2 separate regions of the Homo sapiens genome follow, and region 2 is linked to region 1. The links are chromatin loops, found by intact Hi-C in ENCODE. Cell type or tissue: heart left ventricle. All regions are shown on one strand. Each heading gives the region's core, and the rest is flanking DNA. Links, peaks and the distances in the headings are about the cores only.

Region 1 (15,890 bases), core at 4,855-12,854:
CTTACAATCATACCCATCTTGGTTTGAACTCTCCTCCAACCACTGGCTGACAGTGAGACTGCAGACATCTCATCCCAAAGTGAAAGCCACACTATCGTATAGGGGTAAACGTAACTCTTCACACCCACCATCCTGTTACCAGGGTAGCTCTGATGAAATAACTGGGAAAGTTCCGTTTCCCTACTGTTTTTCTTTAGTGCCTTTATCTATAGACACAATTGCTTAAAGAAACCAGATGGCCTAGGATGCTGCCAGCACTTCTTGACCCTTAACCAAACACCAGAGGAAGATAAGATCCAGGAGAAACCGGTGCAAATTACAACAGGCAACCCCTCTTGTCTTTAGTTGATTAACATAGCGTTATAATGCTAAAACCCCCTCCCCTAAGAGAAGATCACCACTATTTGGTGTACATGCAATGTATGAAGAAGCATGTTTAGGAAGCATGCCCATGTGTCTGGAGTCTCACCCTGCACATGTTAACATACCTCTCCCACTCCACACCCAGTCCTTAAAAACCCTGCCTCCTGTTGCTCAGGGAAAGGATGCCTTTGGAATGAGAGCTTCCCTTCTCCTTTCTCTGGCCGATAAATAAAACCCAATTGCCTTTTCCAATTAGATGTCCTTTCTTTGCAACTGATGGGAAATTGGGAAAGAACTCAGTTTGCTGATGACAACCCCACCCTCCACACACATCAATGCATCTGAACCTAAGTAGGTGCTGTGAGTACTGAGAATGCTGGTGAAGACTGGAGAGCCTGACTGTGGATCAAAGGCCACAGCCACTCTCGGGGAACAAGGCCCAGGGAGACCCCTACACCTTCCCTATCACTATAGATACCAGAGCTTTGCAAGTCCACCTGACACATACAGCTGACACAAGCAACTGTTTGTCCACTCAAAACATACACCCCTAGGGCTAGAGAGCAGCAGCAGGAGGGCTTTCAAGGGAGAATACCAGAATGTCTAGTAGGTACTTGCTCAGGTAAATTTGGAGGGGCCTAAGGTCAAATATGATTCCTCCATCTGGCACAGAAGCTGGGACTCTTGATGGCAGCAGCATCCTAATCACAGAGGTTACACCAAGAGAGAGAACATAGTCTTTGCATGTGTCTCATGTCAACCGAAGAATAACTAGGTTCCTATGTTTGGAAAGGAGAGCTTCGTTTCTCATAAAGGGTTGCAGACTGCAAGGTGGCCATTCTGACAGGCTGGGAAGCGTAGCCTCCAGTCAGAAGCCAGAAACAAACACTTCAAGGGAAGGGCAAAGGGAACAGGAATCTAAGCTGGGCAGGGTGGCCTAACATACATATTTAATAAGCTAAAGGAGGAGACGTGAATATTCATAAAAAGAGCAGTGTACACTACACAGTTGAGCTCCATGCCCCTTTATGGGTCCCATGCATAAAAAGGCAACATTAGCATGATCCGAAGGGGCAGCTTTCAGTCCTCTGACATCAAAAGGTGAAGCAGAGGGCATGAAAACCTGTACTGTGCATTCTCCGAAAACTGGCCAGAGCCAATCCATGGTAGGTGATCTCTTATCAGGCAAAAGAGGAGAAGCAGTGTCCAGCAGCTGGTTGATCTCAGTGGTAGAGTCTTTTGAAAGGGCTGGTTTCTGTTCAGCCCTCAGGGAAAAAAGCTTCATTGCAGTTATTGAGGGAGAGGGTATAGCAATGTGTGTCTGATCTGCTATCCCATCACAGCTGAGAACTCAGTTTTCAAGGTTACTCTGGGCTTCCCATGGCCAAGCAAAGGTCCATTCAGTTAGGTGGGGGGCTTAGAATTTTTTTTTTTTTTTTTTTTGAGACAGGGTCTTGTTCTGTCACTCAGACTGGGGTGCAGTGGCATGATCGCAGCTCACTGCAAACTCTATCTTCTGGGTTCAAGAGATTCTCCTGCCTCAGCCCCCTGAGTAGCTGGAACTATAGGTGCATGCTACCATGCCCAGCTAATTTTTGTAATTTTTGTAGAGACAGGGTTTTTCCATGTTGTCCAGGCTGGTCTCAAACTCCTGAGCTCAGGTGATCCGCACATCTCCACCTCCCAAAGTGCTAGGATTACAGGTGTGAGCCACTGCTCGGGGCCAAGGCTTAGAATTTTATTTTTAGTTGACACTTTCATCTGACTTACTGTTGAACTAAACCAGAGGAGGTTCAGGGCTTGCAAGCTGACTGTTGCGGTCTTTCATCACTGGGGTGGGCTGGTAGGGGCAGGACAAAATTTGAAGGCCCCAGAAAGACCTCTGCTTTGCAAACCCTGATGTTATAGCCCTCATTTGTATCCTTCTGTGTGCTCTCTGTGGATTAGGGTCTAGACAGGAGGTAGCACACTGATTAGTTGGGAGCCCCAAATCCCCATGATGGAGGTGTCGTTTCCTACTGCAGTCATTTTTTGTGTTGTTGTTGTTGCTTGTTTGTTTGTTTTGAGATGGAGTCTCACTCTGTCACCTAGGCTGGAGTGCAGTGGCGCAATCTCAGCTCACTGCAACCTCCACTGCCTGGGTTCATGCGATTCTCCTGCCTCAGCCTCCCAAGTAGCTGGGATTACAGGCGTGTGCCACCATGCTCGGCTATTTTTTTTTTTTTTTTTTTTTTTTGTATTTTTAGTAGAGACGGGGTTTCACCGTGTTAGCCAGGATGGTCTCAATCTCCTGACCTCATGATCCGCCCACCTTGGCCTCCCAAAGTGCTGTGATTACAACTGTGAGCCACTGCGCCTGGCCTGCAGTCCTTTTTACACTGTGTTCACAGAAGCCCCCGATGCTCTCAGGAGCCCCTCCAGGGCACCCAGGCAGAGGAAGTGAGGATGTGGCATAGCAGAGCTCTGCACTGACGCCCTCCGTCTGCTTCAACAGAGCAGACACAATTTCTTCTACTTTCTGCATTTATTGGGTTTCTGGGTAGGATTTTATTTCAATAAAAGCTTATTAGTTAAGGTTCTTTGGCTGAAAGCTATAGAAACCAACTCAGGCAAATAAGCAAAGAGGATTTATTGGAAGTGTGTAGGGCTGGGGTGTTTTCCAAAACCAACAACCAATTTTCTGATTTTTCTGGACACTAGTTGGGTGTTCTACAATTCAATTTCATTTTCACACAAACTACCCAGAGTTAGCACAGACCTCACGGCTTAGGGGCTCAGTGCCGCAAGACACCTCCCCACCTCAGACAAAGCCAGCTGCAAATCCCAGGCCTCCTGAGCTTCTGACCTACCAGCTATAAATCAGGGGTTTCCATGACACTCTCCTTGAGTTCAATGATTTGTTAGAATACCTCGTGTAACTCAGAAACTCTTAGTACTACTGTTTTTTTGTTTTTTGTTTGTTTGTTTGTTTGTTTGTTTGTTTGTTTAAAAAAAGCATACAGCCGGGCACAGTGGCTCACACCTTTAATCCCTGCACTTTGGGAGACCGAGGTGGGTGGATCACCTGAGGTCAGGAGTTCGTGACCAGCCTGGCCAACAAGGTGAAACCTCGTCTCCACTAAAAATACAAAAAAAAATTAGCCAGGCATGGTGGCACGTGCCTGTAATCCCAGCTATTCAGGAGGCTGAGGCAGGAGAATCGCTTGAACCTGGGAGGCGGAGGTTGCAGCGAGCTGAGATCAGGCCCATTGCACTCTAGCCTCGGTGACAAAGCAAGACCTTGTCTCAAAAAAAAAAAAAAAAAGCATACAACTCAGGAACAGCCAGATGGAAGAGATGCATCAGGCAAGGTGTGGAGGGTGCACGCAGAGCTTCCATGGCCTCTCCAGCTGCACCTTGCTCCCTCCCGACACCTTGATATGTTAATCAGCACAGCAGCTCATCAAATCTTATTCAAGAGTTTAAAATGGTGCTTAATCTCCAGCTCCTCCGCTTCCTGGGGCCAGTGAGTGGGGCCAAAAGTGCTGACCCTCTAATCACTTGATTTTTTGGTAAACCAGCCCACTCTGAGGGTATCTAGGGGCCCCACCCTAGTCACCGCATTCGCATAAACTCCGGCATGATCAAAGGTACTCTTTGTTGTAAACCAGCACAGCCACTGAGGAAAACAGTGAGGAGAGGTTCCTCAGAAAAACGAAAAATAGATTCACCATGTGATCTAGCAGCCCCCTTGGGTACATACCCAAAAGAAAGGAACTCAGTGTGTCTAAAAGATATCTGCAAACCATGTTTATTGCAGAGCTACTCACAACAGCCAGGATATGAAAGCAACCGCAGTGTCCATCGGTGGATGAATGGGTAATGAAAATGCGGTGTATATACACAATGGAATATTATTTAGCAATAAAAAAGAATGAAAGTCTGTCAGCCAGGTGCGGTGGCTCATGCCTGTAATCCCAGCACTTTGGGAGGCCGAGGCGGGCAGATCACGAGATCAGGAGATCAAGACAATCCTGGCTAACGCAGTGAAACCCCATCTCTACTAAACAAAATACAAAAAATTAGCCAGGTGTGGTGGTGGGCACCTGTAGTCCCAGCTACTCGGGAGACTGAGGCAGGAGAATGGCATGAACCTAGAAGGTAGAGCTTGCAGTGAGCCAAGGTCATGCCACTGCACTCCAGCCTGGGTGACAGAGCGAGACTCTCTCTCAAAAAAAAAAAAAAGAATGAAACTCTGTCATCTGCAGCAACATGGAAGAAACTGGATGTCATTATGTTAAGTGAAATGAGCTAGACACAGAAAGACAAATATTGCAAGTTCTCACTCATATGTGGGACCTGAAAAAGTTGATCCAATGTAGGTGGAGAGTAGAATGATGGTTACCAGAGGCTGGGAAGGGTAGGTGGAAGGGGGATGAAGAGACGTTGGTGGTTAATGGATACAAAATCACAGTTTGATAGAAGGAATACTTCTAGTGTTCAATAGCATACTGTAGCATGACTATAGCTAACAATAATTTATTAAATACTTCAGGTAGCTGGAAGAGAACATTGGGAATGTTCCCAACACAAATAAATGATAAACATTTGAGGGGATGGATATGCTAATTACCCCGCTTTGATCATTACACATTCTATACATGTATGAAAATATCTCCTGTACCCCATAAATATGTACAATTATTATCAATTAAAAAGGGGAGCTCCTTATGAATAACAAAAGGCATTCTTATCACTCAGGAAATTCCAAGAGTTTTTGGCGTTCTGTGCCAGGAACTGTGAACAAAGACCAAATATATCTCTTAAAATACAACAGCAGATCTGATGAGATCACAGGAGAGGCTGAGGAAGCAGGTGTGGAATCAAGCATCCTCGAAGGTCTTGGCAGGAGGGCTTGCTCGTCTCTCTCTGCTGCTGGACGTGAAGAACTCAGACTGTCTCCATCAGCACATCACCCCTCTCAGGAGTCTATGCTGTGGAGGGGAGAGGAGGGCCCACCAGGCAGCCTGCTGGGCTGTCAGCCTCCGTGGCGGGAGAAGGGCACCTGCCTCTAGATTCTTACTGAGACAGCACATACCAGAGGGGCTGCCAGGAAACAGCAAATGTGCACATGCCTCGCAGGGGCGAGAAGCTGGGTGTCAAAACCAACAAATGCCCATTACAAACATCCTGGAAATTACCATGAGTAGAAAAAAGCAGTCACAAATCAGCCACCTGTTCACTCCTCCATCCCCCTCCAGATGTGCCAAGACAGCTGCCAAATGTGCTGCTTTCCCAGTGGGTTAGGAGCATGGGATCCATCAGACAGGCAACTCAGTTCTCTCTCAGCTCTTCTCGGCCTTACCTCAGGGAACCACTGGTGCTGGATGCAAAGAACTGGTGACTTCTGCCATTCCTACTCTGTCTACACAGACGGCATCCTAATTCCACCCCATGCCATGTGTCAACACTTGTGAATCCTTGCTAATGCAGGACAGGAAAATGGGAACAGGTTGGCAGCACAGAGAAGATGGTGAGGGGAGATGAAACAGACAGTGGAGAAGGAAAATATGTTAAGTCGCTGCTTACTGCAGAAAGTGTCACTGTAGGCCGAGCGCAGTGGCTCAAGCCTGTAATCCCACCACTTTGGGAGGCAAAGGTGGGTGAATCACCTGAGGTCAGGAGTTCGAGACCAGCCTGACCAACATGGTGAAACCCCATCTCTACTAAAAATACAAAAATTAGCCAGGCCTGGTGTCGGGTGCCTGTAATCCCAGCTACTCAGGAGGCTGAGACAGGAGAATCACTTGAACCCAGGAGGTGGAGGTTGCAGTAAGCCGAGACCGTGCCCATTGCACTCCAATCTGGGCGACGAGAGTGAAACTCCATCTTAAAAAAAAAAAAAAAGTGTCACTGTAACTACCCAGTGGGTTCATCCTATCCATTGCCCAGATAATAGAGCTGATTTATCAAGATGGGGGAATTGCAACAGAGAAAGAGTTTAATTCACATAGAGCTGGCTAAATGGGAGACCAGAGTTTTATTATGACTCAAATCAGCCACTTGGAAACTTCAGAGGCTAGGGTTTTTCAAGGATAGTTTGGTGGGCAGGAAATGGGTGCGGCTGATCGGTTGGGGATGCAATCACAGGGGTGTGGAAAACGGTCCTCATGCGCTGAGTCTGCTTCTGGGTGGAGGGCCACAGAGGAGCTGCTAGTCCGAGTGGAGTCATCTGGTCGTCAGAAATGCAAAAGTCTGAAGAGACATCTTAAAAGGTCAATCTTAGATTCTACAATAGTGATATTAATTACAGGAGTAATTGGGGAAATTGCAAATCTTGTGACCTCTGGAATAATGGCTGGTAACTGTATATGCCGGCATCTTAGCAGAATTCAGGCCCCCCTCATCCTCTTAAACTTATGACCTTTTATTTACTTTATAAAGGCAGTTTAGTTTTAAGGAGGGTTATCATTTATACTCTAAACTAAATTTCTCCCAAGTTAGTTCAGCCCATGCCCAACAATGACCAATGGCAGTTTGGAGGTTAAAGGCAAGATGGAGTTAGTTACGTCAGATCTCTTCCACTGCTATAATTTTCTCACTGTTACCATTTCTGGAAAGGTGTTTTAATCAGTACAAAAGGCAAAAGTGTGCCTCTGGCTGCCCTGAAGGTATACCAACACCCCACAGAGGGCAAGAAGGACCCAAACGCTGTTGAGACTGAGCCAGCTGTCACAAGAATGCCAGAGGGCAACAAGAGTGTGTATTAAGTGTGTGCACTGTAAGCCTGCGATGGGATGGACTGCTTCCAGGTCACATCCTGTCCTAGAGACAAGCAAGAGACTGGGGAGCCAAGCTTGTAAGGCTCCCAGCAGAATCTGTCTCATTTTAATGAAATAATAATTTTAATAAAATTATAATCACTTTAATGAAATGATGAAGACCCAGCATTACCAGTACTCTCTTTGTTGCATTCTAACCTCCTTTCCCTGGACTCATAAATCAAGCTTTACAAGAGTCGTTGAATTTCTGTACAGAAGTCCAATCATTGGGCAGGAAATGGGAGGATGGTGTTTCTGGATCCTTCTGGGAATGGGAGGAATTGTCCTGCGAATCCATTCTAGGTGCCCCCAATTCGTAGACTCCCCCGGGCACTCTTGATGGTCCATTCAGGTTTGTTTAGAAACCCCAATGGTAGCGTAAACAAAAAATAAAATCCTAAGTCCTCCACTGACTGAATGGATTCCCTCTGGGCCAAGGAGACCCCAGAAAAAAACCTTAAAAACTGAGTTTCCAGCCATGATGAGACAAGAGGTCAGACACGCCTCATTATACCTCCTCCCTTTTAGGGTTTAGACACAGCAACTGACCAGCATTCATGTTAAAGTAGACATGACAAAACTGACTCTCTGTGATAATAAGATAACAAATTATCAACAGGACAGAAGGCCAGGCCAGGCAAGGGCCTGCATCCCTACACTTAATGAATCCCTACACTTAATGAATCAACTGTGTTCTAACTGCCACAAGGCTTTTCTTTTTCTATAGCAGCCAAACAAGCACTGGTCTCGAAATAAACAATTGGTAGCTAATCCAGCTCATAGATGCTGTGATGAGCGGACTGGTGGAACGGAACCCCTGTTCCACCAGCCATAACTACAGCTTTCATTGGACAAGAGACTGATTTCAACGATTTTCTCCAGATAAGAAGACCCCTGACCACACACTGGTCCTGGCCAGTTTTTAGAGGCTGCACACTTCAGTGCCTTCCTGTCCTGAAAAGACCTTTTGACATATAGGGCCTCATTGTAACACATTTCAATGTTAAGACTCCACCCTAAGGTGAACATGGGTTCCATGTAACATGCATGTTTGTTCAATACACATGCCTCAGGACCACCTTCATGAATATTCATAGCTCCTCTTATAACATGTTGAATAGGTATGTTTGGCCAACCCTATTCAGCTTACATTCCTGTCCAAGCCCTCCTCCTTCAAAGTGCCTATCTCTGGTCTTTGCAGGATGGCCACCTTGCAGGCTGTAACGCTTTATAAGAAATAAAGTCTCCTTTCCAAACATACAGATTTGTGCATTTTTCAGTTAACAATAGTGATGACTAAAGCTTTGTAGGAAGTTGGAGAGCGTGTTGAGCAGCCTTGCTCTTTGGCAGATAGGTCAGAGATCATTCATTCTGAACTGTGGGCCAGAAAAATCACAGTCTAGACCAGCTATAGTCCAAATGTTTACATCCCTCCAAATTCATATGCTGAAATGCTAACCCCCAAGGTGATGATATTAGGAGGTGGGGCATTTGGGAGGTGCCTAGATCATAAGGGTGGAGCCTTCAGGAATGGGATCAGCGTCTTTATTTATTTTTATTTATTTACTTTTTTGAGATGGAGTTTCACTCTTGTTGTCCAGGCTGGAATGCAATGGTGCGATCTCAGCTCACTGCATCTTCCGCCTCCCAGGTTCAAGTGATTCTCCTGTCTCAGCCTCCAGAGTAGCTGGAATTACAGGCACCCGCCACCACACCTGGCTAATTTTTTGTATTTTTAGTAGAGATGGGGTTTCACCATATTGGCCAGGCTGGTCTCGAACTCCTGACCTCGTGATCTGCCCACCTCGGCCTCCCAAAGTGCTGGGATTACAGGTGTGAGCCACCGCGCCTGGCCAGTGCCTTTATTAAGAGAACTTGGAGAGCTCTCTCTCAACTTCTACCACGTGAGGACATAGCAAGAGGGGACCATCCATCAGGAACAGGCCCCCACCAGACACTGAGTCTGCTGGCATCTCGATCTTGGAATTCTCAGCCTCCAGAACAGTGAGAAATAAATTCTTGTTGTTTATAAGCCACCCAGTCAATGCTATTCTGTTATAGCAGCCTGAATGGACTAAGACAGGGCCCTGAGTGATTTTTCAATAGGGGACTATCATCTCTCACAAGCAAATGCTTTGGCACTGGGTTATTTTGAGCTGTGCTGGGTAAATATGACCAAGAGGCAGCCCAGGCCTACACAGACTGTTTGGGTTGTGGAGGGGGCCATACTCACCTGTGCCCTGGTCTCTGAGGTCTGGGAAAACAGCACCTGCACCTGCCATTCACCAGCACACCCAGCACAGTGTCGGAGCACAGTGTCTGTACACAGTGTCAGTACACAGGCAGTGCCCGCAGAACCTTTGAAGAACACAGCATGGAATCTCAATGCTGTTCCACACGCGATTCTCTCAACCCAGGTTAGGATTTGACGCCTTCAGGGCTGAGACATCAGAAAAGTGCTCCTCAGGGTCGTTCAAGTTCATCTGCCTGTAAACCCACTCGAGAGAGAGTAAGGCTAAGGAGGTTTAATTGTATTTTTTCCAGGCGAAGCCAGGAGAGATCTTCCTTAAGCTTCCTTAAAGCTTTTCTGAACCTGGAAATGAGCCAGACATTTAGGTGTGTCTTATGTTCCGTGATAGGTAGATTAACTGTAGCTGCTCCTAAAAATGATTTCAGGACAAAGATGTTATCAGATGAAGGCAAGGCCACAGATGCTTGTACTTTCTCTTTAAATAACGTAACTCAGCGTTGCCAGTTTTCCGTCGTCCGAAGGACACTTCCCTCACTCATGTAACTCAGGTTGGCCTTACCCAGAGGACTAATCCTCAACAGGCTAGGAATATCTTAACTACCATGTCTGTCTATTAGATGCCTGAATTTTTACTTACACAACTTCCAAGCTGTTCCAGAAAGGTTTTAATGCAATGACTGAGGACTGTGTGGTGGGGGAACTAGAAGACAGTAAAAAGAATCTCAGACTGAGAATCGGGATCCCAGATGATCGCCCTGTTTGCAAACACTCACCCACCCTGGGACCCCCTGATTCCTTAGCAATGAGGAATCTGGGTTTCCAGCTTTGGCATTCAATGATCTGAAATGAAAAGCCAAACAAGAGTCAAAACTGGGATATAACCTGAGAAACCTGTATCCCATTGCAGGGCCTCTTGCTATCCTGGGACCTCAGAATGGTTTACAATTCTCCAAAGGGTAGAAGTGCAATTTGAGTGGAAGGAAATGCCTTGGGACTTTATCCTGCCCCCTAATCAATGACAAAAAGCCTTCTTCTCATCAGATGTTATACATCATCCTTTCGGGATGATACGATCAGAGTCCATTTCTGTGATTCATTATGTCCCCAATAAACATTTTGAAGAAGAGGAAACAGCTGTCCCTTTTAAAAGACTATTTTATGCGAATCACTGTAAATAAACAGGATTTTTAAAACTCAGACTCTCTCTGAATGTTTGCTTTTCTAACATCCCTCTAAAACTTCAGCAAACTCAAGGGTAAAGCAATGCCACAGGAGCTACTAAAGCCAGTTCCTTCTCTCATTAGCGAGGTCTCCAGAGACCAACAGAAACCCCCCATGCAAACCATGCCTCCTTCTCCAGCAGGCAGGCACTTCCACAGTGCTTCCCAATTATCCACTCGGATAGTGTGAGGCTGCACTACCCTGCTGGATAATGGAGATATGAAGAAGAGCTAATGTGCTTCTGCCCTTGAGGACTCCACAGTCTAGCTTAGTGAGGGAGACAAGATGTGAACACATAGCACCACGTGGTGTAGTGTAGTGCTATGGGCTGAACTGTGACCCTCCTAAATCCACATGTTGAAGTCCTAACCTCTAGTACCTCAGCATGCCACTGTATTTGGAGATAGGGTCTTTGAAGAGGTAATTAAGGAAAAAGGAGGTCATCAGGGTGGGTCCTAATCTAATATGACTGCTGTCCTTACAAGAAGAGGAGATGACACAGAAACACATGGAGGGAAGACCATGAGGATACGGGGAGAAGGCAGCCATCTGCAAGCCAAGCAGAGAGGCCTCAGGAGAAACCACCCCTGCTGACGCCTTGTTCTTGGACTTCCAGCCTCTGGAACTGTGAGTATAAATTTCTGTTGTTGAAGCTACCTAGCATGTGAAACTTTGTTATGGCAGCCCTAGCAAATGAACACAGAGGACAATGGTGGAGTTTAGGGCTTCAGAGTAGTGGCAAGTCAAGGTCGGGAGGAATGTGGGAATTGCAGGGGGACGGTGCACCATTGTCATTGGCACCGTATCATAAACTCCTGGAGAAGTCACATCTGTGTGTTTATGTGACTGCAACTTACCTGGAAGACCAAAGCAGTGCTCTCAATCTTGGCTGCACTCCAGAGCCCCCTTAGAAGCCTTAAACCCCTGATGTCTAGGCCTCACCCTGAGAAGATCCCCCACCAGGTCGGAATCTCTGTGGCTGAGATCCAGGCCCCCATGGAGGCTGAGCCATGAGATGGGCAGGAGAGGAGTGGATCTTGGCTGAGGGAGACACCACCAAGGAAACCGAAGGTGTAGGGACCCTGAGTCTTCCCTATTGGATTCAATTTAGGATTTCATCACTTGTATATGTAGAAATGAACAGTATATGGCTGTAGGAGGATTAACTGGAATCGATAAATGCCATTGTCATTTGCATTAATTCTCCCCACCTTAGTGTGAACGAATTCTTTTGTGTGCATCCCAGCAAGGCAGGAGGATAAGGAGGAATGAAGAGCATTGACTTTGATTGACAACGGGCCGCATCAGGAGGCTGTAGAAGCTAGTGGAGTACTAGAACCATGAATTTGTGAGCATGCGTGATACACACACATATATATGCACACAATGTACACATACAGTATTTATAAAAACTTATATTTTTAATATAAAGTAAGGATTATACTGTATATTTGGTTTTTATCTGGACTTAACATTATATTCTTTAGAACATCTTTTTCAATGGCTGTTACATTTAGTTATACGTGTACTATGATTAATTTTACCATTTTCTATGTTTGACTCCCTGAAGTGGGACTGAATATAAAGTCAAACTCTATGAATTTAGTGTCAGTCCTGAACTAATACCATTTTTACCCAATCTACATTTTGACAGATTCCAAGAAACACGATAGGTGAGTCCCTGCAAGCTTCTTTTATCCTAGAAGGACATTCTGTAGCTGGGGTCCCTGGGTCCCTCTTTCCCCACTCTCTGGAAAAACTTACAATATAACTTTAATCTTATCTCTCATGTGTCTTATGTTTCTCCTTTCTTTTGGATCCCTTCCATTGTCCTGAAACGTCCTCAAACTTTTCCCATCTAAAAACTACATCTTTCTTCCACTTCACTTTCCCTTCCAGCTACTGCCCTATTCTCTATTTTCTCTTCTCTTTCCAGTCACATGTCTTAGAAGCTCTGCGTACACACGATGTTCCTATATCTCACTTCTCACAGGGTCCTCCCTCATTCCAACCTGGCCTCTAGCCCATCACATTATAACATGGGGTGTCCTAAGGCTGCCAATGAACTCCATTACGCCACCCCCAAAAGGGATATTTAGTGCTTATCTTGGTTGACCTTCAGCAATGACCTCCTCCTTCTTTTTTTTTTTTTTTTTTTTTTTTTTTGAGATGGAGTTTCGCTCTTGTGGCCCAGGCTGGAGTGCAATGGTGCGATATTGGCTCACCGCAACCTCTGCCTCCCGGGTTCAAGCAATTCTCCTGCCTCAGCCTCCCAAGTAGCTGGGACTACAGGCACGCACCACCACGCACAGCTGATTTTCTGTTTTTAGTAGAGATGGGGCTTCTGCATGTTGGTCAGGCTGGTCTCAAACTCCTGACCTCAGGTGATCCACCCTCCTCCGTCCTCCAAAGTGCCGGGATTATAGGCGTGAGCCACTGCACCTGGCCCGACCTCCTCCTCCTTCTTTAAATATGTCCTTCTCCTGGAGTGGAAACAGACATCCTACTCTAAGGATTTTCTCCTATTTCTGTGATTACACCTTCACCTTCTTGCCTCAGTGTTCTATATTCAGCATGAAATTTTGGAGTTCCTTAAGTCTTGGTCCTGAGCCTCCTTCTACTCTGTTCTCGCTCACTGGTCTTTCTCACCATGCCCACAGCTTCAGTTACTGTCACATAGAATGCTCCGTAGCCTCTGTCTTCCACTCACACATGTCTTCTGAGCTCCAGATTCATTAACCCCACTGGCTACTAGATATCGCTACCTGGGTGTATAAAGGCACCTCAGGTCCCAAACCCAATCCTCCTCTATTGTTCTTAACTCAGTAAATAGCAGCATTATCAGTGGAGGTGTGCAGCCCTGGAACCAAGGAGTTATCTTTATTTTTCTTTTTAAAAAAATATTTCAGCATTCTCACTCCCTGTGTCTGTCCCCAAACCCTGCTGGTTCGATTAAATCTTCCTTTGTCTCCACCTACCGTCACTACCTTAGTCCCAGCCTCTAGCCAACAGGGCCTGGATCACTCCGACTCTCTGAGACCTGATTTATTCACATTTACTCTTACTCCAATTTCATTTCAGTCTCCACACTGTAACCGGGTTATAGAATTAACTGGGAAGTCACTGAGGGTTCTAACCAGGGCAGTGGTGTGATTAGATTTGCCACTCTAGTTCTTTTAATTGTGTTGTTAAGGTGTCGATTTTAGATCTCTCCTGCTTTCTCTTGTGGGCATTTAGTGCTATAAATTTCCCTCTACACACTGCTTTAAATGTGTCCCAGAGATTCTGGTACAGTGTGTCTTTGTTCTCATTGGTTTCAAAGAGTATCTTTATTTCTGCCTTCATTTCGTTATTTACCCAGTAGTCATTCAGGAGCAGGTTGTTCAGTTTCCATGTAGTTGTGTGGTTTTGAGTGAGATTCTTAATCCTGAGTTCTAATTTGACTGCACTGTGGTCTGAGAGACAGTTTGTTGTGATTTCTGTTCTTTTATATTTGCTGAGGAGTGTTTTACTTCCAACTATGTGGTCAATTTTGGAATAAGTGTGATGTGGTGCTGAGAAGAATGTATATTCTGTTGATTTGGGGTGGAGAGTTCTGTAGATGTCTATTAGGTCTGCTTGGTGCAGAGCTGAGTTCAAGTCATGGATAACCTTGTTAACTTTCTGTCTCATTGATCTGTCTAATATTGACAGTGGGGTGTTAAAGACTCCCATTATTATTGTGTGGGAGTCTAAGTCTCTTTGTAGGTCTCTAAGGACTTGCTTTATGAATCTGGGTGCTCCTGTATTGGGTGCATATATATTTAGGATAGTTAGCTCTTCCTGTTGAATTGATCCCTTTACCATTATGTAATGGCCTTCTTTGTCTCTTTTGATCTTTGTTGGTTTAAAGTCTGTTTTATCAGAGACGAGGATTGCAACCCCTGCTTTTTTTTTTTTGCTTTCCATTTGCCTGGTAGATCTTCCTCCATCCCTTTACTTTGAGCGTATGTGTGTCTTTGCATGTGAGATGGGTCTCCTGAATACAGCACACCGATGGGTCTTGACTCCAATTTGCCAGTCTGTATCTTTTAATTGGGGCATTTAGCCCATTTACATTTAAGGTTAATATAGTTATGTGTGAATTTGATCCTGCCATTATGATGCTAGCTGGTTATTTTGCCAGTTAATTGACGCAGTTTCTTCATAGTGTCGATGGTCTTTACCATTTGGCATGTTTTTGCAGTGACTGGTACCAGTTGTTCCTATCCATGTTCAGTGCTTCCTTCAGGAACTCTTGTAAAGCAGGCCTGGTGGTGACAAAATCTCTCAGCACTTGCTTGTCTGTAAAGGATTTTATTTCTCCTTCACTTATGAAGCTTAGTTTGGCTGGATATGAAATTCTGGGTTGAAAATTCTTTTCTTTAGGTATGTTGAATATTGGCCCCCACTCTCTTCTGGCTTGTAGGGTTTCTGCAGAGAGATTGGCTGTTAGTCTGATGGGCTTCCCTTTGTGGGTAACCCGACGTTTCTCTCTGGCTGCCCTTAACATTTTTTCCTTGATTTCAACCTTGGTGAATCTGACAATTATGTGTCTTGGGGTTGCTCTTCTCGAGGAGTATCTTTGTGATGTTCTCTGTATTTCCTGAATTTGAATGTTGGCCCGCCTTGCTAGGTTGGGGAAGTTCTCCTGGATAATATCCTGAAGAGTGTTTTCTAACTTGGTTCCATTCTCCCCGTCACTTTCAGGTACACCAGTCAAACGTAGATTTTGTCTTTTCACATAGTCCCATATTTCTTGGAGGCTTCGTTCATTTCTTTTCACTCTTTTTTCTCTAATCTTGTCTTCTCGCTTTATTTCATTAATTTGATCTTCAGACACTGATATCCTTTCTTCCATCTGATCGAATTGACTATTGAAGCTTGTGTATGCTTCACAAAGTCCTCGTACTGTGGTTTTCAGCTCCATCAGGTCTTTTAAGCTCTTCTCTACACTGTTTATTCTAGTTAGCCATTTGTCTAACCTTTTTTCAAGGTTTTTAGCTTCCTTGCGATGGGTTACAAGATGCTTCTTTAGCTCGAAGAAGCTTGTTATTACTGACCTTCTGAAGCCTACTTCTGTCAACTTGTCAAACTCATTCTCTGTCCAGTTTGGTTCCCTTGCTGGCGAGGACCTGCAATCCCTCGGAGGAGAAGAGGCGTTCTGGTTTTTGGAATTTGCAGCCTTTCTACTCTGTTTCTCCCCATCTTTGTGGTTTTATCTACCTTTGGTCTTT
Region 2 (15,890 bases), core at 4,082-12,081, 46 kb before region 1:
AAACTAGCCCCACAAAAACAAGCAGCAAAAGAACACAGAACATTTATAAAAGTCATATACTTGTTTATCTTCCAGTTCCTCCCTCCCCCACCACCCATCCCAGAGAAAAGAGCACGGTCACAGTCAGAACAGGAAATGCATCGTTTACACCAATACCAAAGAGAGAACAGTTAAGCCTCTTGGAAATGCAGCATAGACCAGCATCGGTGCCTCTTAACCTTTAAAGTGCATGAGAACCACCCGGGGATCTTGTTCAACAAGCAGACTCTGATTCAGTGGGTCTGGGGCCACTGGATGGCTGTGCTTCCACCAAGCCCCTATGGTGATTCCGTGCTATGCTGCTGTTCCACAGACCCTGCTCTGAATGGCAACGGGAAGAAACTCAAGAAGACACCAGGGGACCTGCCTTCGGCTTCTTGGCCCCTGAGCAAGGTATTTATCACCTTCATCTCCGTGCCTTGGTTGATGGCAAAATGGAACAATAATTTCTCTTATGGAGCTATTAGGGCAATTCAATATCAATCCACTCAATAAACAGGATTCTAATGCCTCCCGGGCTAAAGCACTAAAGATGCATGGGTACAGCTCTCCTGGGCGGCTGGAGAAGGAGCTTCTTCTCTGGAGTGCGCCGGTGGCAGCGCCTGCAGACCTAACTAGCTCCAGGACTTTAAAATACTGGAAATCTGTCCCGATCCAAATTCTTTTGCAAGCCAGATGATTAACCAGAGGGCACGAAAGGTTGAGAACATTCGACTTCCCTGCAAACCTTGGTATAGATCACTTCCTTTTCTGTTAGGAAACGAAAGGCACCAAAGAGCACAATGAGTACAAGAAAGCGTCGAGGTGGAGCAATAAATTCTAGACAAGCCCAGAAGCGAACACGGGAAGCAACCTCCACCCCTGAGATTTCCTTGGAAGCAGAACCCATAGAACTCGTGGAAACTGCTGGAGATGAAATTGTTGACCTCACTTGTGAATCTTTAGAGCCTGTGGTGGTTGATCTGACTCACAATGACTCTGTTGTGATTGTTGACAAAAGAAGAAGACCAAGGAGGAATGCTAGGAGGCTGCCCCAGGACCATGCTGACAGCTGCATGGTGAGCAGTGACGATGAGTTGTTGTCCAGGGACAGAGACGTGTATGTGACTACCCACACTTCCAGAAACACCAGGGATGAGGGCGCTATAGGCCTCAGGCCCTCGGGTACTGTCGGTTGTCCTATCTGCATGGACAGATATTCAGAGATCGTGCAGAATAGACGTCTCATCGTTTCCACAGAATGTGGCCATGTCTTCTGTAGCCAGTGCCTCCGTGATTCCCTGAAGAACGCTAATACTTGCCCAACTTGTAGGAAAAAGATCAACCACAAACAGTACCACTCCATTCATATATGAAGTATTCAGAGACGCCCAGGAGAGACGGATGGACAATCAGGTTCTCCAGTGGTATCTGCCTCCATTTTCCTGAGCTCAAAAAGACTGTTTTGAAACCCACGTCTGATATGTAAACTGCTCTTTTGTTTCCAACCCCTTCCTTTTGTTATCTCCAGTTTGATGCTATGGCGCTGGACCCAGGGCCCTCCCAGGCCATCTCTGTTCCTCTGGGGTGGTCCAGTTCTAGAGTGAGAGAAAGGGAGTCAGGCACACTGGGAATCGTGGTTCCAGTCTGGTTGCAGAACCTGCACATTTGCCAAGAAATTTTCCGTTTGGAAAGTTTGCCCCAGCTTTCCCGGGCACACCACCTTTTGTCCCAAGTGTCTGCCGGTCGACCAATCTGCCTGCCACACATTGACCAAGCCAGACCCGGTTCACCCAGCTCGAGGATCCCAGGTGCAAGAGTGGCCCCTTGAGGCCCTGAAAAGACCAATCACTGGACTTCTTCCCTTGAGAGTCAGAGGTCACCCGTGATTCTGCCTGCACCTTATCATTGATCTGCAGTGATTTCTGCAAATCAAGAGAAGCTCTGCAGGGCAATCCCGTTTCCTAAGAATGAAAAAGTGCAATAAAGGCCATTCGTTACCTACTTTTCAGCAGCCCACCAGATGTAGCACTATTAGTGTCCCCCTCAGAGGCTTAATGTTGCCTGTGGAGCAGTGCCCATCCCAGCCCATTTCTGCCCACCAGTTGTTCTCAGGAACCTTACCCATGCTCCAGCGTCCTTCACCTGGCACAGGACATGCAAGATAAATAGGACAGGCACATGTTTGGGTGTCCTCTCTTTTCTGATAAAATCCATCCGGTGTTTGCCACACGCCCTCCAGTCCTCAGTTCCCACTGCCTAACATCTGCCCCCCGTGTAGATACTGAGAGGTGGTGGCAGTAATTGTGGCCTTATCAGCCGCTCAGTTCCAGCCTTTTGCCCAGGTCACTGTTGCCCCATGTTCGGAGAACCTGGCCCACCTGACTTGGCTTTCTCATCCTTCCCAACCCCGTGCCGTTTATTTCAGAAGCCCACTGGGCTTGGATGCTTTGGGCCTTTGACTGCTCCATAGGTTATGACTGGTGAAACAGGGGCCCAGAGGACAACCTCTCCTTCACTCCACAGGTAGGTGGGAGCCTCAGGTTCGCTCAGGGGCAGCAAAGTGGCCCAAGCTGCCCCTGACAGCACAGGGCCTGGCGGTGGCTAACGAGAGAGGCCTTACAGTGCCGGCATGCCTCCTCTTCCGCTGCCCTCCTTCCTCAGAGGGCTTCAAGCAAAACAAACAGCCTTTTCGTGTGAAACATCTTCAGGGTGGGAAAGGGGCCACTTCTGGCTTTGTTAGCAATAACTGACCTTCAGTTTACCCTTCTGAAGGAGAAGGGACTCAGCACAGAATTCACTTTAGACGGGGCTGAAGGAGTGTCCCTCCTCTATGTGAAAAGAAAATTGTTTTATTCTTCATTCTGACTTTTTAACTGTTTGGCTCACTTCCAGTTAGTTTGAATGAAAATAATAATTTTCTACTTGGAGTTGAAGAGGGCAGAATCCTCAGCTCCCATCATTGTGATGTGTAGCGTGTCTGCCCCCTGACTGGACATCATTGCCATTAACTTTCTTCTGGGCATCACGGGAATGTCACAATGCCCAGACTTGGAGCAAGGCAACCTTGGAGTCAGTCCACTAATAAAATATGGTAACACCCATTTTAAAATTTCTTTAAGTTTTATCCTTGAAGACAACTTCAGTGGTTAATTATAAAAGTTGTGTACTTCGTCCTAAATTAAATTGATAAAAAGATTTAAAAATGTGTTTTGTTTCTACTATTCAGAAACTGCAAACTAGGGAAAGGTTGGTATGAAAAAATGTCTTTCCTTTTTTCAATGTACATAGTTCAACTCTTTCTTTGTTACATTTAAACTACATCCATGGATATCAGTCTGCTTTGGACTCCTCTGCTAGTGTTAAAGATGGAAATAAAACCATTAATTTGAACCAAAAAAAAAAAAAGATGCATGGGTACGCGCATGTAGAAAAGCACACAGAAAGTGTCAGAGGATTTACAGATTTTATAATTACCGAAATGACTCGTTTACCTAGCAATAAGATTTTCCACATAAGATAGTATGGCTTTCACAAAAGGAAGCTGAGGCCTGGTAAAAAGTGATCATCTTGTAAATAGATTGGGTGTTAAATTCCAGGTTTACTCTTCATACCCTCCAACTTTTCTAAATTGCCAAGTGAACACTGGCTGTCTCTCTACTATGGCCTGAATAGACCATAAAAATCAGAACTATGTTTTATTACATTGCATGCACACACACACACACACACACACACACACATTTAGAGATGGAGTCTTGCTTTGTCACCCAGGCAGGAGTGTGGTGGTATGATCATAGCTCACTGCCACCTCAAGCTCCTGGGCTCAAGGGATCCTCCTGCCTCAACCTCCCATGCTGCTGGGACTACAGGTGCATACCACCATGCCTGGCTAATTTTTTAAAGAAATTCTTTGTAGAGATGGGGCCTTGCCATCTTGCCCAGGCTGGTCTCAAACTCCTGGGCTCAAGTGATTTGCCTTGGCCTCCCAAAGTGCTGGTATTACAGGTGTGAGCCACTGTGCCCAGCCTACAGAGCATCTTTTGCTAAGACACTCAAGAAGACTTCCAGATAGAGAGGTGGGTTCTGTTGCTACCACAACTACTCTTTTTTTTTTTTTTTTTTTTTTTTTTGAGACAGAGTCTTGCTCTGTTGCCCAGGCTGGAGTGTAGTGGTGTAATCTCGGCTCACTGCAAGCTCTGCCTCCTGGGTTCACCCCATTCTCCTGCCTCAGCCTCCCGAGTAGCTGGGACTACAGGCGCTCGCCACTACGTCCGGCTAATTTTTTGTATTTTTAGTAGAGACGGGGTTTCACCGTGTTAGCCAGGATGGTCTTGATCTTCTGACCTTGTGATCCACCCGCCTCGGCCTCCCAGAGTGCTGGGATTACAGGCGTGAGCCACCGTGCCCGGCCACCACAACTACCCTTGACACCAGAATTTCTAAACTTTCTTAGGAAGAGACCTCAGCTGCAGGTCGGGAGCGTGGTCTCCAGGCCCAGCTTTGCCGTCCTCTGTGGCTTGGTTGAGGTCCCGACCCTCTGCCAGCCTATAAAATGGGGGATTTGGGCTCGCTCATCTATGGTTAGCTCAAACACTTTGTGACCCTATATAAACTGTTGCTTCTCTGTCCTAAATGAACTGCAAGCGAAAGACAGACAGTTTCCAGTACTGTACTCAGGAGCAAACTTTATTCAATGGCATCTCAAAAGCATACCTTGAATAGGCAAGCAATGGGCAACTTAAGAGATGCCCAGGCCACCACACCCTAAGGCAGACACCACTGCTTGCTCTTTTTCTTGATTAGAGTTCGAAAGGATGTGTGTCTGTCAAGAGGGAGGGAAACAGCATATCTGGCATTTGTGTTTTAAAAATTATCCATAGTTTGGGAATTTTCTATTAAAAAAAGGAGAGACAGGGAAAGAAAGAAGGAAGAAAGGAAGGAAGGGAGAGAAGGAGGGAAAGAAAAGTCAGTCAGTTTAGGAATTTTCTATTGAAAAAATAAATAAATAATACAAAAAGTACCCAGATGATGCTGATGCTCAGTTCCAGCAAAGAACCAGTGATCTTGACACAAATATCTTTCTGATTTTCCTGGGCCACTTATATTTATTATCCTGTAAGCCTGGAATTTCAGGCCAGCCAAGCAGAAGAGCACAGAATTAAAAGTGCAGGCTCTGGAACCTGCCTACCTCCCTGCCTGGGTTCAGATCTTGGCTCCGCCACTCACCAGCTGAGAAACTGTGGATAAATTGCTCAGCTCCTAAAAAAAAAAAAAAAAAATCAATAGCCTCTATTCTCATTGTTAGTATTTCCATGGTTTCTTTTCCACTCTGCTAGTGGGCAGACTCACCTCAGGAAGGAGCAGCAGGTACAGCCAGGCTCTGAAAACAGAAGCGCCCCATCCCACTGTGTTCCTCCCGCTCCTCTCCCAATCCAGCACTGAGGTGGTACATGAGAAGGAACCAGATGGTCACCTTCGCTCAGAAGACAGCCAGCATAGTCAGGCAGGGTGACAACGTGCCAGTGACACTGCCTCATGAGGAAGGGAAACTCTCAAATAGGAAAAGACTTGGGATATCTTACCTCAAACCCCAAAAGGAGGACCTTCCAAACCACTGCACTCCTCTCCAAACCAATACGATTATTTTATACAAAGTCAAAGCCTCCCAGCCTGGAGGCCCCACAGAGCCCTTGATGCTGGGTGTGACAGCTGAGCATCCAAACAGATCTAATTTAACTCTCTCCTAACTACTACCCTTTAATCTGAAGGTCATTTACTTTCCACCACCCCATGCCCTAAAACAAAAACCAAACCTGTGTTCTTCTCTCCAAGCTAAATATCTCAGGCCCTTCCCCTATTTTCATTATGACCTCTCGTCCACTAACACCCGTGGCCTTTCCTCTAGACTTACTCCTGTTTTCCAGGATTCCTCTGCAGAATTGCATCTGGATGCCATCAACATGCCCCCAGGAGTCTGACTCGGCCAGCTCTGACGTCCCTATCTTTGCTAGGATTTCATAAAAGAAATAATAACTTTAATCGAGAAAGCCACACTCTCTCGGGGTCACATAGTATGTGCTCAAAAACCATGGAAGAAGATCATCTGGAATCCTAGATCTACTCTCCTGCTGAGTCCCTCTGACACCAGTAGGGTGGGTAAACCCAAGACTCGATTTCTTACCCCAGGAATGAATAATGGAAAAACACCTAAGTAGCAGTGGGCACCCTGGTATCAGAGCAGGTCTGCTTTTCTCCTTCCTGGGATGGTTTGAGGTCGGCCCAGGTAAACACAGGAGCCTGAACGCTTCTAGGTTTCAAAGGCTCTGACTCCCCATGACCCCATTCCAGCCAGACACGTGGCTCCAGGCTTTTCTCCTGACAGTGCCATTTCCAAGGTATTCCCAGGCCCACCGAGGTGATGCACCCGGCAGGGAGTCGAAAGCAAAGAGGATCTCTCCCTGGACACTTCTGCACTGTAGCACCCAGATGACTCACAAAGCTGCCTTGTCGTCAGGTGGAACACTGGCCTAGAAAGGAATCCTGACCGCCTAGGAATACAGCGCAGCCCCGCACACACCTATTACACAACCCGACACATGGCAAAAGTTCAGACGGATTTAACAAGGATTAGACGCACACACATACATATGCACACGCACACACACGCCTACACACCTCCCAGCCTCTCAATGCCACTGTCTTCAGGCACCAGACTAAACTTCCTGATTTACCAGAAATCCTCTAAATCAGCTCGGAGGACATAAGGTAAGTCACTGCACAGTAAACCAGACTTCCTAGCCCGGGCCCCTCTTCCTCAGCTGTGGCTGTTTAAACAGCGACACTTAACATTTTCTAGAGGGAGGTGGAAGATCCGTAGGCAGCACTCCACCATCTGGTCTGACTGTTCTTCAGGCTTACGCCCTTGACTCCCAACCTGCACAGCCCCGACTGTCCCCCATGACACCCTCATCCCCACTGCATCTGTGAATGCTCCTCGACCACCCGCCCTGTACCTGATTCCCTCCACTCTTCAGACTGTGATTGGTTCAGCCAGTGTTCATCCTTTGCCCTCGGCGTCTCCACCTGTCTTAGGACATTTACTACTCTCTATATTATCGGTGTGCACACAGGTCTTCTCTCTCCTGACACAGGACAAGCTCCATGAAGGCAAACACCATTTCCCTTTTGGATCTCTCAGCACCCAGCCCAGAAACTCAGAGCAGACAGGCAGATATTTGGTGAATCAGTGAAAACGCCTGGCTGCAGAGATCTCACCCTCCCAGAGAACACGTAGCCGCAGAAGTGGCCTGGCAGTGGGGTGGTGCTGGCACCCACAGACCCTCTGGCTGCATCCCTCGGGCAGTCACAGAGGTGCAGACTGAACGGGCAGCCGCCGAGTGCCCTGTACACAAGGTGTCCCTGTGGGAAGCATCAGACCACTGAGTCCCCGCGTGCCTCCCATCACATCAAGGGCCAAAGACACCCAACCAAGTTTCCTCCAGGAGCGCTCTTTAGAGGGCAGATCTGGTGGTCAGTCTCTCTACACTGAAGGTATGTGGGTCTTGGATGCAGGAAGGGGAGAGAGCAACCATCCAAAAGGACTTGATTGCAAGACATGGTTAAGTCACCATGAACAAGAACTTCTCACCCTTCCAGAAAAAGAGTGGCTGGGGAGCCGCCGAGCAAGCCACTCTCCGAGCAGAAGCAGCCTGGATCTCAACGGTGTGTTCTCGCATGCCCTTGGAGGACGGCTGGTCTCCACATTCACAGCTGGATTCAGAAAATACAGCTCTCTTTTGAAAGCACACGTTTTGAAAATGCAGACAGGCTCATTTAAGAAAAACATGGAATGCTCAAACCCTGCAATTTGTGGTCCCTTATTCTCCACTTTAAATTCAAGAACAATCAGCAGCTTCCATGGCCGTAAACTGCGAGCGCAGGTCCTTCCGCTCTCTGCTCAGGCTTCCTGCTTCCTTCCTGATCATTCACTCCTCTTCTCCCATGCCCAGAGCTCCCCTCCACCCCTCCCGCAACACACACAGGTGGCCCCGAGAGCCACAGCATTCCCAACAATGGGGCCAAACAAGCCCAAACCACCCTTGAAACTGCTTCCTTTCACTTGGGATTTTCAAAACAGTAGGCTCCACATACAAATACACTCCAGACAGGGCGGTGGCTCCCAGCTGGGTGTTAAGTCACTGAAAGTCTCTGAGTATCTCTGGAGGCTGCATGGGGGAGAGAGTTCTTCCTAACTTAAAGCAAGGACAATAGAAATATGACCACTAGGAAACAAGGCTTAAAAGATGAGAGGAACCTTTAAAAGGAAATTTGTGTTGATTTAAACCAAAACATCATGAAAAATGTTAAGATTTTTTTAGAAATTAAAAAACTGCCATTTGCAGATTACAGGCTCACGCCTGTAATCCCAGCACTTTGGGAGGCTGAGGCAGGAGGATCTGCTTGAGCCCAGGAGTTCCAGGCCAGCCTGGGCAAGATGACGAGACCCTCATTTCTACAAAAATATTTTAAAAATTGGCTGGGTGTGGTGGTACGTGCCTGTGGTCCCAGCTACTTGGGAGGCTGAGGTGGGAGGTTCACTTGAGCCCAGGAGGTTGAGGCTGCAGTGCGCTGTGATCGCACCACTGCACTCCAATCTGGGCAACAGAGCAAGACCCTGTCTCAAAAAAAAGAAAAAAAAAAAGAATGACAAAGGCCCTTGCCTAAGGCCATCTAGTCAGTGGCAGAGTGGGGAGGTGACCAGATCTGCAGGACTCTGAAATGGGTGCTTTGACAATCACCCTGCACTGCCTGTACAGGGAAGATGAAGAGAGAGGCCCCAGTCTCAGCAGTGGTATAGCAACCTGCTTGGATCACAGGCCATTTTTATTCCTGGCTTTTCTGAATTTTCTAAGTTTTCTATTGTGAAAATGTATTAACAATGAGAAAACTTTCACAGTTATCTTTTAAAAACACAATGAATGAGTAAGTATATACAGATGGCTCACAAATTTATTTTAAAGACTTGGTAAATGCCCCAAATCTAATCACAGTGTCTAGTTTATATCCACAGGCCTGGACTGTAATTGAAGAAAGCAGAGATCCAATCGATTATAACCTGATTTCTGATAAAAGATATGTTGACTGAAGGATGCTGCCCTGCATAGTGTTTAGAAAAAGCCGAAGAGAGACTTCATCAGTGTTGATGCAGTTGGAGACGGGCTATGAGCCCAGCTACCCAAGCTTGACAGAAACACCCTTGAAGGACTCTCAGCTCCCTGGTGGGTTCCAGCTCTGTGCTCACTAAACGGCTTCTGATGACCTGGTCTCCTATGTAGCCTTCTCCTCCCATGGGCGGAAACATATTCGTGTCATCTGGTCAGCTTCATCTCCTGTTAATATTTTAGACCTGCCAAGCTGAGGACTAGACTCTAAAGCGCCATCAGGATTCAGAGACAGAAGATAAACCGGGTTGCATGACTGTGCCCCCAGATTAACCCCCATTAAACCCAAAGCACATCCCACCTCTATACTTTCCAGGAAACTCCTCTACCAGGTAAAGCTGTTTGAATTGGATTTTCTGCTAACTTACAAGTGAGGGCATCCACACTGACACAGAGACTGTTCTGCAATTTAACAATTCTCAGAAGGACATTCTTGTTTATCTCTAACCTAAACTAACATTCATACAAACTAAGCCCATTTCCTCTTGTTCTGTCCTGGATATAGATGAAGAAAAGCAATTGACCATTTTCTTTAAGAAATGTCTTTGTACATTCTTTTATTTTTTTTCTGATTATAAAAATAAACACTCTAATTGTATTATAAATTCAAATGGTTCGTAATCATACAAACCAGTTCTCCTTAATTCCCTGTTATAAAATAGCAGACTTCAAATGTTTTGGTCTCCAAACACTCTAAAAAATTATTGAAGGTCCCAAAGAGCTTTGGTTTATGTGGGTTATACCTATCAATATTTACATTACTAGAAATTAAAACTGAGAAAATTTAAAAGTCACCAACCAGGTGAGGTGACTTACACCTGTAATTCCAGCACTGTGGGAGGACAAGACAGGTGGAGCACTTGAGCCTGAGAGTTCGAGACCAGCCTGGACAACATGGCAAAACTCTATCTCCACAAAAAATATAAAAATCAGCTGGGTGTGGTGGCATTTGCCTGTGGCCCCAGCTACTTGGGTGGCTGAGGTGGGAGGATCACCTGACCCTGGGAGGCAGAGACCACAGTGAGCCAAGATCTTGCCATTGCACTCCAGCCTGGGCAACAGAGTGAGACTCTGTCTCAATAATAATAATAATAATAATAATAAACCTATTACATGCTAACACAAATAACATTTTCATAAATCTTTTTAAATATCTGGCTTATCTGGTTCTGCATTTGGTCCTTTGTGACGTGCTGTTTTGGTTGAAGTAAATGAAGAAAATCTGGCCTCATACAGCTGTATAACTGGGAAATGAAGGAGTATTTCAATAGCCTTTTCAGACAATTGTGGATATTCCTCTTTGCTACCGCCCTTTAGTTGACTGCTGTTTAGTGTGGAATTTGGAACTATACCAATGAAATGTTCACACTCTATTACATTAAAACCCATCAGTCTTGCACTTTGAATGGATCTTTTAATATCAAGCACAGTCATATGAAAAAAGTGGAAAATTGATTCAATAAATTATGCAGGATCTTCCAAATGTTGGTACATTTTCTTATATAATAACCAAAAAGTCACATTTGTCAATATCACCATCATATAATTATGGACCCTCTGAAAGAATCTCAGGGGCCCCTAGAGGTCCCCAGACCACACTTTGAAACTGTGGTTCTTCAGATATCCACTTGTAGTAGTTTAGCATATATTCCTCAAAGCACTATGCACACTCATATTGTTTTTTCTCTACTGTTACCACATACACAAAGTTAGGTAAGTACTGTTTTGTAACTTTACACTGTGAACATCTTTCTATATACATATATAGTTACCATATTCTTTTCAACAATTGTACAGTATTCTATCACTATTATAAAAAATCCTGCAATACACATCCATGTATAAGTGCCATTATCCACTTGTGTGGATGCTTCTGTAAGGTACACTTGTGAATATGAAATTGTGGGGGACAAGGAGGACAAGGAGAGAAGAATGCCCAAGGCGCCTTTCCAATCCTCCCCAACCCCGGGCCTCAAGTCCAAAGCAATGGGAAAATGTAATGGGAAGAAAGACGTTTACCAATAAAGTGATTCAATTTGGACTACTTTTCATCACAAAATAATTTTATGTCTGTATTGGTATAAGAAAGAGTCAATAATTGGCTTTAGCTGTATGAAGATTTAACAGTCATACTGCAAACATTTTACATCCCTTTTGTGACCTAACTTAAACATATTTTAAAATTATATTGCAATTCTGCTTTGCTATTTAATAGAAAGCCATTTCAGAGTTTTTAAAAAATGCAATTACAAGGTCAAAAGACAGGCACATATTCAATTTCAGAGGTATTACCAAACTGCGCTCAAAAAACCCTGCAGCACTTTACACCGCCCCACCCCACCCCGCCCCCGCCAGCCCCCACCCCCCACCCCCAGCAATGCATGAGAAGGTTTACTTCTCCAAACCCTCACTGTGACAGGATCATGCTTTTCTACCTTTGTCAGTCTTGGAGGTACAACATGATACCTTATTGTCTTAATGTATACATCCGTGGTTATAAGGAATGTTAAACACCTTGCCACTTCTCTTTTAGCAGCATTTAATTTGGATATTTTATATCCAATTTTAATTGCAATTGAGAGTCCCAAAGAGCTTTTGTTTATGTGAGCTATACCTGTCAATATTTACCTTATTAGAAATTAAAGCTGAGAAACTTTATTAATCCATTTAGGTTAACCAAATCACCCACCTAAGAATACACTCGCTTTCACCTGCATCTCAGTCACCTTCTTCCTCAGCCTAGGCTCTCCTGGCTGGGACAGGCCTGGGGTTCCCCAACAATTACCCGCTGACTAGGGAGCTCTGGGCAGAGGACAGAGGCCCTCCCTTCTCCCCAGATCCCTCCACTGGTCAAAGATGGTGCCTCCCTCCCGAATCCTTGAGACTCAGAAAGCGCACACCTGCAAAACTAGGCCAGCTCATGGCTGTCGGGGCCAATCAAGGAAGTGAACAGAGAGTGCCCACAAAAACGGGAAAGGCCACATGTCTTAATGAATTTCTGTAGACTTCTAAAGTAGGCTAAAGGTTTTTCTGTCTCCAGAGTTCCTGGGAGAGGGTGACCATCTGTGTTAAGTGTCTGTGGGGAACGAGCCACAGGAAGTAGTGAGCAGCCTTTATGACTCCTGTCTAATCATCACTTCCAAACATTAGGAACACGTGGGCAAAGGCCAAGGCGGCCAGGAGGCCAGGGCTCCATATGGAGAATGACACTGGCAACGGGGGCAAATATCTGAGCAGCCAGCCTCGGGGGATCGCTTCCTGAGCATGGAGTCTGTGGTCTGTCTGGTTTCCTCCACAGCATTATGAAAAGCTTGGTTTTTCAAAGTGGGGTCTAAAGTCTCCATGGAGTTCCTGCAGGCATTCCCAGAGCGAAACTGCGAAACTTCCATCTGCAGCTTGGTGGGAGTGAACTGCAAGCCAGGCATGGTTCCCTTCTTGAACCCTCCCTAAACATCCTTGCCCACCTGGCCTCAGGGGGCTACAGCCATGTCGGTGAGACCAGGACCCAGAGCAGGGGAGGCACCGCTGTCTGCAAGGTACAGAAATGCCAGGGCTATTGCTCACTTGAGGCTATCTGCAAATGAAGAGGTGCCCACACTGCCAATTATTGGGGCACCTTTACATTTACATTGAACAGATGCTTACCTTTAAACAAAAGGGAAAAAAAGGAGAAGGGTTGTAAGATATTTATGAGTTAGGAAAAATATCAATTTATAGTACTTTGCAGGTAGGTACAGTAATAGAGCAAAGTTTAAAGTGGTATTTTTACTTTTAATCCTTTATATCTTCAAATCTCGGGAGAAGAACTCTAACCTCACTTGGAGATAGCATCAAGTGAATGAAGCCAGGCAATGACCCACACACTGCCCTTACTGTCCCCCACCCCACACCAAAGACATGGGCATGCTTTCATACACACAAACTAATATATATTCTTTTTTCAGTTTTTGCTTTTATAGGGTGGACATTGGGATGGGGATGGGACAAGTACAGGGTAGCAGTGGCCTGAAAATCTTAATAACTGGTGTAGACAGCCTAATTTTTGATGAACTGAGCTCAAGAATAGCAAACTTGTACCTTTCTTCCTTTTCTGCTTCCCATTCTTTGCATTCAAGGAATTCACAGCAACTAGGTATAGCTGTGAAGTGTCCTTGGGGACCCCAAGCAATATGCTTGGTGACAGGCCCCGCACGTGTGCCCAAAAGTTATGACAGAGCCAACTTCTTCTGTAGGCATCAGAAAGAACCATAGAGGCATGAGGGGTAAAGAATACTGCCATGGCCAAAAGGACCCTTTATGGCATTTAATTCTCATTTTCCCAATAAGAGATTTTAGCCCAAAAGAGTGAAGTGGCTTGTCAGAACTGTATCACATAGTTTATTAACACCAAATTCGAGCTTTTGATCCTTGATTCATGTGCTTCTCCAGTCTTAAACGGCTTGTTAAAAATGCAGATTCCTGCTGAGCACAGTGGCTCACGCCTGTAATCCCAGCACTCTGGGAGGCTGAAGCGGGCGGATCATCTGAGGTCAGAAGTTCGAGACCAGCCTGACCAAGATGGAGAAACCCCATCTCTACTAAAAATACAAAAAGAGCCGGGCATGGTGGCGCATGCCTGTAATCCCAGCTACTCAGGAGGCTGAGGCAGGAGAATCACTTGAACCCGGGAGGTGGAGGTTGTAGTGAGCCGAGATCGCGCCACTGCACTGCAGCCTGGGCAACAAGATAGAAACTCTGTCTCAAAAAAAAAAAAAAAAAAAAAAAGGCAGATTCCTTCTCCCAGCTACTGATTCCAGAAGCACAGAATGTGGCCCTAAAATCTGCATTTGGGCAAGCAGCCTAGGAGATTCTGGAGCTGGCGGTCCATCCTTTGGGGATCGCTGTGCTAGACTATGCTAGTGGAAAGACTAGTGAAAACAGACAGTATTAAAGGCCGCTAGACATCCCCAGTCTCCTCTGACCAACGCCAATCAAGAATGCTGCACTAGGAGCGAATCCCCTTATTCTAAATGGCACTTCATAGCCTGACTCAATCACAGCCTCTTAAAGACTAAAACTTCCTCTGTAAGACACTGGTTTCACATAAAGGATAAGGACTGTACTCCACTGGGGTGTCAGCTATTCCAGCTAATGAGCTGGAATCCAGTTCACTGGACAAGCTCATTAGGCATTTAGTTGTTTCAACTAAAATGTAGGAAGGCTAATTGTTACTAGTTTCACAAATTCAACTTTTTTTTTCCTTAGGTTCAATTCTTTACACAACATTGCAATTTGGGAATTCAAAAGTTCTGTGTGGATGACTTCCCACTCTGCACAGGTGGGAGACCAAAATAACTGATAGTTTAAAGAAAAAAATGAGGCGAAGAGATTCCAAATCAAAGCTACTAGACCTTGCTGCTGACTGTGGGAGCAGCTGAACCCAAGAATCCCCAGGGATGCTGCTCCTCAAAGATCTCCTGCCCCCAGGGCTGAAGGTCTTTGTGTCTCTACACTCTAGTGTGACTTCTGGTTACCTGTAAGGTTGATGATCTAACCTCGCACGGGTGCTGGGAAGGGCAGTCTATGTAAAAATCTATGCAAGGACTGGTGTGTGCCAGGGGTCCCAGCTGACACCCAGTCAGGGACATCCTTCAACCACATGCAAATATTTTAAAGGCCAACCAAGATCTAGTTAGCCAAGCTAGCCATCAGCTTAGCAGATAAAAAATCTTTCAAATTGTGGGACCCTTGAGGGCAAAGTATTTTTATATAGAACGGGGTCTGCAGTAGATGTCTACTACTTTACCCCTTGCTCCATTTTTGCAAACTGTCCTTTCTTTAGAGAATCCCCAGTGTCCGACTCCATCCACATGCTCACACCATCTTATTAAAATACAATCTTGTCCTTGTCACTGTTGGCTGGCCCAGGCTGGCCAGGCCACCTAAGCTAGGCCAATTGGCATCCTTCCACAGTATTTGCAAACTGCAACTAAGCAGCAAGGCCAAAATTGAGGGTGGCCACTGTTAGAGGCCAGGTTCCAAAATGGAGGGAAAAAACAAAACAGAGGAGGAGGGGAAGAGAATACCTCAGTGGACTTCCTGGATTCCCCATAAGCCCTAGTTCTAGCCTGTCTCTGTATACATCCAGTCTATAAGATTGTCCTTTTGAAAAAGCTAGTTCAAACTAAGTTTCTATTACTAATATAGAGTCTTTGGTCATGAAAAATGAAAACTAGTCTAAACTAAAGCAATTCTTTTTCTGTAAAGATGCCCACATCTACCAGGTGTGATAAGCCCCTTAACATCTAGATATTTCCTATTCACCCTTAAACCATCCACAGTACTTGCTATCTAACATACACCCAGTAATCATCTCTTAAACGTGATCTAAAGATATTCTCTGATGTAAAAATCATCATCATCAACTTTTTCAAAAGGACTTTTTTGGTCTGTAGAGCAATAACTATCTGTGTGACCCTTGAAGCTTTCCAAGTGGGCCCTTCTGGGGAGGGGACGAGGACTTACGAGTAGTGCAGAATTTCACAGGGGTTACTAGAACAGGAAGTGTTGAAACGTGGAGCTGAAACCACAACTCTCCAAGCAGAGGAGGGCATCAGCAGTCATGAGACAGACCCTTCTCAGCCCTGGGCTCCAGCTCTCCCAGCCTCC

Evidence for each region. Hi-C counts contacts between places; a loop is a spot of excess contacts. Peaks named below come from ENCODE experiments on the same cell type or tissue, not always from the same donor. Only the 100,000 strongest peaks of a DNase experiment are listed, where the experiment ranks them.
Region 2: a loop joins it to region 1, with 2.2 times the contacts of the local background. A loop is called at or near these places in 4 of 110 quality-filtered maps.

The regions. Positions count from the first base shown.
Region 1 is chr1:231,065,762-231,081,651 of GRCh38, forward strand. No RefSeq gene overlaps it. Among named protein-coding and RNA genes, the nearest start is that of FAM89A, 33 kb to the left of the region's middle. RefSeq lists a cis regulatory region at 1-304. In heart left ventricle, for the core only: no CTCF peak of the experiment used is centred there; no DNase peak of the experiment used is centred there.
Region 2 is chr1:231,020,790-231,036,679 of GRCh38, forward strand. The region is part of intron 1 of FAM89A (family with sequence similarity 89 member A); the gene reads right to left. It also overlaps the pseudogene LOC644006. Among named protein-coding and RNA genes, the nearest start is that of MIR1182, 8.8 kb to the left of the region's middle. In heart left ventricle, for the core only: no CTCF peak of the experiment used is centred there; a DNase peak (open chromatin) is centred at 7,404; H3K27ac peaks cover 1,119 bases.